2 separate regions of the Mus musculus genome follow, and region 2 is linked to region 1. The links are chromatin contacts, found by Hi-C or POLR2A ChIA-PET in ENCODE. All regions are on one chromosome and are shown on one strand. The core of a region is the stretch at or near the end of the contact, and the rest is flanking DNA. Distances in the headings are between cores, read along the strand shown.

Region 1 (4,577 bases), core at 1,206-3,705:
GGTTCTCAGCCAACAGACACCATCCAGGAATCAACTGGAGCACTTTGGAGCAAACTGCTCCAACATGGCCTGTACCTCAATAGCTCTTGTGGTCCTATAAAACCGATGAGCTTTGGGTTTACTGAAAGCTGGTCCTAACCAACCCAGCCAATGCGATTGTTCCCTGTCTGGTTAGGTTTGGTCAGTGAACTAGACGTTTCTGATGGAATTTCCCAGATCTCTGACATTTCCCTCCCGGCCTTTGACGGACATTCCCGCCCCTAGGCCCATGATGGCCCAGCTTTGACGAAGCGACTACAACATGCCTTGTCGTCAACAAATGGCTGGAATGTTTGCTCTCAGGCAGTCCAGATATCTAGATGTCTAGAAGTGAGCTCAAGCTGAACTATAGATTTCTGGCAGTTAGATTAAAATCCAGCACTCCTCGGGATCTTGAGAAATAGACTCCCTTCCCTCAAAAGGAGTCACTTCCCTTGCTCTGGCAGAAGGGATATGGCTGTACATCAATCCCATGCTGGTCTACGGGCTTTTTCAGCTGCTACATCCCAAAGCACCCCACTTGCATGCTGGTCCTTCTTACCTCCCCACCTTCCCTCTTCCCTATATAATATCCTCTCTGTATAATTCAAGGTCCCCCGCCCAGTCACTAAATCTTGCTATTCTTACTATTTTCCCTCTCTCCACTCATGTTCTCTAATTTCCCAGTTCTTTTTTCTCCTGCTCTCTCTTGCTGTTCTCTCTCTCTCTCTCTCTCTCTCTCTACTATTCTCTCCTACTTTTTTGCTTCTCTTGCAGGTAGATCTAGCCATATCCAACCTGTTTTTGCTCTCTCTCTGCTCTGGACTCTTCCAGATGCCTCCAAATATTCTCTGTCCTGCCCACAATAAAAGCCTTCCCTCTCTAACAGAATAGTCATTTAGGCAGTTTCTTTGCTGCACATATCTCACATACAGTTGAGTAAATCAAGGTGGGAAGACTTGTCCATTGTGGGTGGAACCATTCCCTAAGCCAGGATCCTGGATTGAATGCAAGGGGGAAATTAAGTTTGATACTAGTGGTCCATCATTCCATTTACTGACTGTGAACACAATGTGACTAGCTGCTCCAAGACCCTGCAGTCTTGACTTCATCCACCACATAAACTGTTGTTCTTGGCAGAGTATGTTACCATAGCAACAGCAAAGTAACCAAGGTAGACATCTAACTAGTTGTTGGAAACAATTTAGCTTTTTAAAGCAGTGACTCGGTGAATCTTTCCTGGAAACTCTCTAGGTAGAGGTTAATTAGTGGTTAATTAATTAGATTAATCCAAAAGGTTAAGCCTGGGTCTTCAGTTAGGCATTAGTTAAGGGTTATACAGTAGCCTAGAAGACAACCATTAACATTGAGTTGAGTTTTGGTTTACCTACATAGGAATACAGAACTCTCTAGTCTAATGTCTCCCAAAATATTATGACAATCTTTAAGTATAAAAAAATTGATTGTCCCTTAGTACTCCAGTCTCACTATTGGAGGTGCTTTTGTGTTATAGGATTATATTGGTTTGTTCTGAGTTAGGGTGCAGCCTTGGCTGGGCTCAGAGATCATTTCATCTGCCTCATGGGTGCTCAGACTAACCATCATGCCTGGCTGATTGCTACTTTGAATTTTTAAAAATTATTTTATCTGGGTGGGTGTTTTGCCTATGTGTTTATCTGCATACCATGTGTATGCCTGGTACCCAAAGAGGCCAGGAAAGGGCACAGGACCCCTTAGAACTTGAATTACAAAGGGTTGTGAGCTGCCACGGAGGTCATGGGATCAAACCTGGGTCCTCTGGAAGAACAACCAGTGCTCTTAACTACTGAGCCCTCTCTCCAGCTCTTATAAGTTTTTTTTTCTTTTTAATCTAAATATAATTCTACCTTATAGAAAGTAGACTTAGGTTGTAGAGTGTCCTCTTGTGTGATCCTCCATCTCTGAGGCCAGCTGACTCCAGTTTTTCTCTGGTTTTGCAGACTTCTACAGCCAGCAAGGTTACATTGCTTTGGGCACTCCACTGTGTGTTTGAAGTGGTTAGAAGCCAGCGTAGCTCTAGCGGGGCAGAAACGGCTCAAGTTTGAAGCATTCCTGGTTCCTGGCAGCTCTCAAGCCTTCAGAGTCTATCCCTGTGCCCAGAACGGGAGGGTGGGGGGGAGATAGAGGAGAGGAGGAGGGAGTACACAATAACTTCATGCATATGTCTGGAGCTTGTAGCCGACTGAGAGTCTGTGTCAGTCAGCTTCCTGTCACGTGACAAAAGACACCCCCCCCCTTCAATCAACGTTAGAGAAGATGATGTTTATTGGGGGGCAGTCTGAGAGGCCTCCTCCAGGCTGCTTAGCCCTATCACACCGCACACCACGCTGCCAGTAGTGTACCAGGGCGGGAGTTCGTGGCTAGGGGTCCTGTCACTCAGTGTCCAGGAAGTAAGAGTGGAAGGGACCAGAATTCCAGAGTTGCAAGGGCACAGCCCATGACCTAAGCTCCCCTGGCCAGGCCCCTCTTCCAAATAGTTCTACGCCCTCCCTACAAAGCCACAGGCCAGACACTAAGCCTTCGACATCCCTGCCTTTGAGGAACATTCCAGAGCTAACTATAATAGCCTCTATTTTATATTGTGTAAAGAGGGGGAAATGAATTAATACTTCTTGTACATATACAAGAAACTGCAAGACCGGCTCTGGGCTCCCCTCCCTCCCCCCCTCCCCCCCCCCCCCCCCGGGAGGGTTCATAAAACCTGTACCCTGCTGTGTTCTGCTCAGTCCCGAGACTGCTTCCTTTACTTCCTGGGTGCTCAAGACCGCAGATTTTTAATGCTTTTCCTATAATGGAAAGGAATCGTAACTTCACAGAGCAGTCGGGTCCTGTGAGCTCTCCCGGGAGAGAGGGAAATGCTTGCTCCGCTCTGTGAGGTAGCAGGAAGTGCTAGGGGAGACAGGCTGACAAGGAGTAGCCACTGAAAGGCTCGCCTGAACCTAACGAAGATCAGGCACCCACTGAGGGCTCTCTCCCAAGAAACAGTCTCTGGCTTTAGGATCCATCTTTTGAAGTTTAGATGATCTGGGCTTTCAGTTTACTTGAGTCTCTCTCCTTAAAGTACTCTATTGCCTTTTTCCACCCGGGGCTACCTTGGGAGGCCAGGGAATAGAAGGGATGACAGAAGTAAGAAAGGCGGGACCTGCCTCCTCAGTCTACACTCCAGGAAAGAAAGGGCACAGGGGAGACATGCCCGAGCTCCACCCAGCCTCGCTCAGGCAGAGGGAGGTGAGAGCCCTTTGAAGACTCACTCTTGGGCATCAGAACCTGCCCCTGAAATCCCAGAGAGATTTCTTTCAAATTACAAAAGGGAGGCTGATTAGACAGTTGCCAAACAGACATGAGTGAGGCCTTGGGTTTGCTCCCCAGCCAAAACCACACATGCACAATGTATGTGTGGAGGGCTCATTTTGTGTATTCTAAAGATGAGAGTCTAGTTATTCACTTTTAAGCGATGTACACACAAGTACAATCTTACAAGACATAAATGTATCAGTGGTGGTGCACACCCATATGGCCTGAGCTTCAACTGCTGGGGAGAGACTGTCTATTGGAGACCAGCCAGGGTCTTTGGAGCAAGATCCCGTCTCATCCCCTCCCTCAAAATGGAAAGTACACTGAATCTATTTCACTGTGACGTGCAGTTTTCCTTGATGTTACCGTTTTCCATTCGTGTACATGTAGATCTGGTTTGATCTTCCAGATGCACGCCGTATCTCCACAATTAGAAGGCTGTGTAACTGGTTGGTTTAGGGACAGGTCCAGGGACCAAGCAGACAGCCAGAGGAGACTAGAAGGCAGCAGTGACTTGTGAGTATCTGCCTCTGGAAGCCCCTTTCCTGCCCCAGGGAGCAACCTCTAATCTCCGTGAAAGGATAGTGTGAGATGCCGTGGGAAAGCCCCGGATTCCATCCCGTTGAAAAGGCTTGCGCGGCAGTTTAAGCTCACATGGCGCATGCCCATCAAACCTTCAAAGGCGTTTGAAATCATGTTAAGTCCCGTTCCTCTGCTGGGCATGGCAGCTCCTCCTGCAATCCCAATACACCCGGGGATTTCCAGTCATGGGAGTATTGCCAGGGATTCCGGGCCAATCTGGGCTACAGAGGCCAGCGGGAGCTAGAGTGTAAGGCCCGATGCCCCGCCCCCAGTCAGTGAATCCACCAGATCTCTTCCGCTCCCCTTTATGTCTTTTACTTATATGGACTTAAAGAAAAACTTAAAATGTATAGAATGTCCACTCCATCCAGCTCAGCTCTTTTCTATGTGGTGCCAAGAAAGAAATTTCTGGGACCAAATCCGTAGGGATTGATTTGCATGGAAGGGGCAGGAAGTATCATTTCAAGTGTGCTGCTCGCTGACGTGGTGTAATCCCAGCACTCGGGAGGCAGAGGCAGGCAGATTTCTGAGTTCGAGGCCAGCCTGGTCTACAAAGTGAGTTCCAGGACAGCCAGCGCTATCCAGAGAAACCATGTCTTGGAAAACAAACAAACAAACAAACAAACAAACAAATTAAGTGTGCT
Region 2 (4,020 bases), core at 1,374-3,873, 44 kb before region 1:
CCTTGTGGACTAGGCTCAGGGCCCCATCCCCACCTCCATCCCAGAAAACTAACGAAAAAGAAGCTGGTGGTAAAGTCAAGAAAAGAGCATTGTTATTACTATTACTTATTATTATCATCATCATCATTATCATAAAGGGCATGATCACACTGGCAAATGCAGAGGCCTGATGATCTAAACACTGTTTCAGAGTGTTCTCAAGAGTCTCCGGGTTGTACAGGGAAAAGAGGCAGAGCCCAAGTTTCCCTGGTGGGTCCTGATGCTCTCTTTGATCTGGATGTGTTCTCATTCGTGTGACCTTGGGCCATCATTTCAGGGTCCATCACGCAGGGCGTTGTTGGCGTCACAGAAATCTCCCTTGTTTAGGCGCAGCATTAGTCCTTTGTCGCAGTATGTCCGTCCGTCCGTCCAGCCTGTTGTTCTGAGGATCCAACATGGAGTAGAAAGACTCAGGAGACCTCACAGGACAGGGAGGAAACGAGAGAGAAACAAAACAGAGTTCGCATCAACAGTGGCTGAGCATCCTTACAAGCCACATGGTCCAGCCCACTGCGGTGGGTATTGGGCACAAATAGGGGCTCCTTACAGAGCCACCAGCATGGATGGAGCTCCAGGATGACGAGGAGTGTTTGATCCAGGGCTCCTGAAACCCAAGTCCCTTGGCGTCCCTTCAGGGTGGGTAAGCTGACAAATCACATAGTTCCCTACATGGGAAGCAGACAGAGAACGGGGTCCAGTTTATCAAACTTCAAAGTCAGCCCCCAGTGGAGTATCTCCCACCCCTCAGTCTTTACAAACAGTGCCACTGACTGGGGATATGTTCAAACACACAAGCCTACGGGGATAGTGTTTAATCCATCACAGTTTTATTTTTTTAAATGCACTTATTAAAATAAATGTTATCTATGTAACTATGTACTGGGTTTAATGAAATAATGAGCAATTTTAACTAAAAAAATTTAATTTCAAATATTGAAACGATACACATAACCTCTTTGAAACACTCCATGTTTTCAACAGTATAGAATCCTGTGAACAAGAGGTTTGGGAGTCAGTGATCTACAATAGCATTTTAAATGGTTGGACTAGCCCACTGATGTAGTGGATCGTAATCTCTGTAACTCATAAATAATGCTGAGAATAAGATCCGTAAAATTTAATAGGTGTAGACCCTTGTTTTCTTAGGGTAGTTTTCAGGGGAGCTTCATTTAATGTGTGGGATGTATATGCACCTATTAGTGTGTGCATATGTGCATGGCTGGTGTATAACATACTCTTATGTCATCCTATATTTAAAATAGTGTGTACACATGTATGTATGTATATGCACGCGCACCCAAGCGTGTGTATGTGCACTTGTGCACATGTGTGTGCACACACGTGTATATATGTGCGTGTGTGTGTATGTGTGTACTTGCATGTGTGTGTGTGTGTGTTTGCACTCCTTCTGTGGCACACATGTGGAGATCAGAAGATGACTTGCAAGAATTGGCTCTCTACTTCCACCTTGTGGATCTTGAGGCTTGACTATAAGGCTTGGTGGCAGCTAAATATAAGGTCATCAGGTTTGGTGACAGATGTCCTTATGAGCTGAACCACCACCTTGGGTGGCTTTCTTACTTTTGATTTTCCTAAACAGGGTTTCTCATGGCACCTGGAGCTTTAGTGAACCCAGAAATCCTCCTATGTCTACCTCCTTCTAGGGCTGGGTTTCATATATCAACCCCTGTGCCTGACATATGAACATATGGGCATATGAATCTGAACCCTGGTCTTTTACTAACTGATCCATCTACTCAGCCCCCGATTTTTAAAGAAAACCTATGCTTACTTTACAAAATGTATTAATACCAGCACTATGACCCACATTAGCTAGTAATTTATTACTATCCATCTCAGCCAATTTTTTCTAGGCTGCTGCCTCCCAGTAAACCAAGGAGAGTTTAAGACACTTCCTAGGTTAAGAAAGGGTTTGACACTAGGCCATTGCTCCCAAAGTGAACTGGCCATGTGGGCTCCAACTCAATGGCTGTGGAATATTGCTGGAAAAGCAATGGTTATGGTAAAGACCTAAATGTACTTTATTTGTGGGCTACTGGTGGGATAAGCCCCATCTTCCTAAAGTTCAAGACTCAATGACTGGTCAAGCCAATACTGACCTGACCTCCGTTCCAACTGAGGCTTCTTCCAGTTGGTCTCCCTCCCATACCTAGTGACATTCCTGAGCAGGATTCACTGCTGCCTTCTCTCCTTTTTGGCAGTGCCAGGCTTAACATTTTTATGAATTAGTGACTGAAGTGTGGGACAGATCCGTATCCAGTGATCCCTAGGTGCTTAAACACGTATTTAAAATGAACCTTGCCTCGCACGTCAAGTATCAGTCCTGTTCTATTCATCTGCCCTGTGCCTCATTCTTATATCCAGTAAGGAGGACAAATCAGCTTTGTGGCAGAGCTGCTGAACCGAACCGCAGGGCACAGCGGCTGGCAGCAGAGGTAAGCCGCCCAACAGGTGGCAGCAGACCAGACGGCTGATGGGCGGGGCCCGGCTCCGCGAGAGGCCGGAGCGCACACACCTGGGGGCGTGGCCGAGGGCGTGCCCAGCCCGGGCTCCAGGGGGCGTGGCCTGCAGCCCGGCGCGGGCCTGGGAGCGGCCGGGGACAGCGCGGGCCTGTGTGTCCGCGGCGCCGGGGTTCGCGGGAGCTGCTTGGAGGCTCGGCGGCCGGGAGGAGGCCGGGGCCACGGTGAGCGAGCTCGGGCGCGCGGGCGGGCGGCATCTAGGAAGCCAGGCCGCGGCGCTCGGCGGGGATGCGGGCGCCGAGAGGCCCGAACGGCGGGGACAAAGGGCCGCGGTGCCACCGCCTTCGGAACCTCGGGTCCGGGCGCTGGTGTGGGGTGTCGCGCTCCTCCCCCGCGGTCACCTGGATTCCCGGAGGACGGCGGGAAGACGCTCGGGGCAGCCGGGGGTGTCTGTGGGTCCCCGCGGCCGGCAGCGGCGACGGGGCCGCACCGGCTGTGGGCAGGATGCCCAGGGAGCCGGCTGGGTCCGCAGGGAGCGGGCGAGAAAATGGGATTACTAACGGTTCCCCGCCGGCGGGCAGGAGCTCTGGACTTTCTGTTTCAGAACGGAGTCATACCCCATGCAGAGCCTGTGGTGTAGCGCCATCTCCTAGTTTTGTAACCAGCAGGGTCCACTTTCTAACCGGCCCTACATCAAAATTGTATTTTATTGTTTTGAGGGGATTTATTTTGACTCCTTTAAAATAAAATGCATGCGTCTGTATGCGTATGCACACTTTTCGTCTTGGCACTGCTATAGGGGCCAGAAGAGGGCATTGGATGCCCCAGAGCTGGGCTTGCTGACCCTTGTGCCCTGCCAGTGTGGGTGCTGGGAACCGAACTCGGGTCCTCTACAAGAGTAGCAAGTGCTCTTAAGACATTGAGCCATCTCTCTAGCCCCTTATTTTTATCGTTAATTTATCTAACTTGGAAGTAAAGCTGGCCTGCAGTTCATTATCCTCCTGCCTTGCTTGCCAAATGCTGGGATCACAGGCGTGTCTCATCAGGCCCAGCTATTATTTAATTGATTTTGTTGGGAATTTGTGTTTTAGCCTTAAGAAATTATATCTTTAAAATTTTAGTGGGTGCGCGAGCGTGTTTATGCGCACACAAGCATACCTGTGCACCTGCGCCATGGTGTGTATGCCAAAGGACAACTTTGGAGGGAGGCAATTCTCTTCCTTTTTTTTTTTTTTTTTTTTCCTGGTTTTTCGAGGCAGGGTTTCTCTGTGTAGCCCTGGATGTCCTGGAACTCACTCTGTAGACCAGGCTGGCCTCGAACTCAGAAATCCGCCAACCTCTGCCTCCCAAGTAGAACTTAGGCTTTCAGGCATGTCAGGCAAGTGTTGTTAGCCACCTAGCTATCTTGCCAGCCCCCACTTATAACCCCTGTGAGAATTTGTGCTGGTGCCCCTCTGTTTTCTTTCTGTACTGTGATACTTCTTAAGAACAGAAGAATCTA

What was found. A loop is a pair of places that touch in the nucleus more often than their neighbours do. ChIA-PET counts read pairs that join two places held with the same protein, here RNA polymerase II (POLR2A).
Region 2: a map of left cerebral cortex shows a loop between it and region 1 (8-fold over the local background). The contact joins the promoter of Twsg1 here to the enhancer-like site in region 1. A Hi-C loop is called at or near these places in 4 of 37 maps with a recorded cell type or tissue (gastrocnemius, heart and left cerebral cortex). POLR2A ChIA-PET finds 5 or more read pairs at or near these places in 2 of 5 experiments (Patski and embryonic stem cell).

Annotation. Positions count from the first base shown.
Region 1 is chr17:65,904,894-65,909,470 of GRCm38, reverse strand. No RefSeq gene overlaps it. Among named protein-coding and RNA genes, the nearest start is that of Gm35550, 5.8 kb to the left of the region's middle. Within about 2 kb of position 2,455, at least 1 of the 3 ENCODE cell types and tissues checked has a DNase peak (open chromatin) inside an H3K27ac peak, as active enhancers do; it is heart, where a contact is called at or near this core.
Region 2 is chr17:65,949,790-65,953,809 of GRCm38, reverse strand. It overlaps Twsg1 (twisted gastrulation BMP signaling modulator 1), which reads left to right and starts at 2,623. Exons shown (of 5, transcript NM_023053.3): 1 at 2,623-2,743.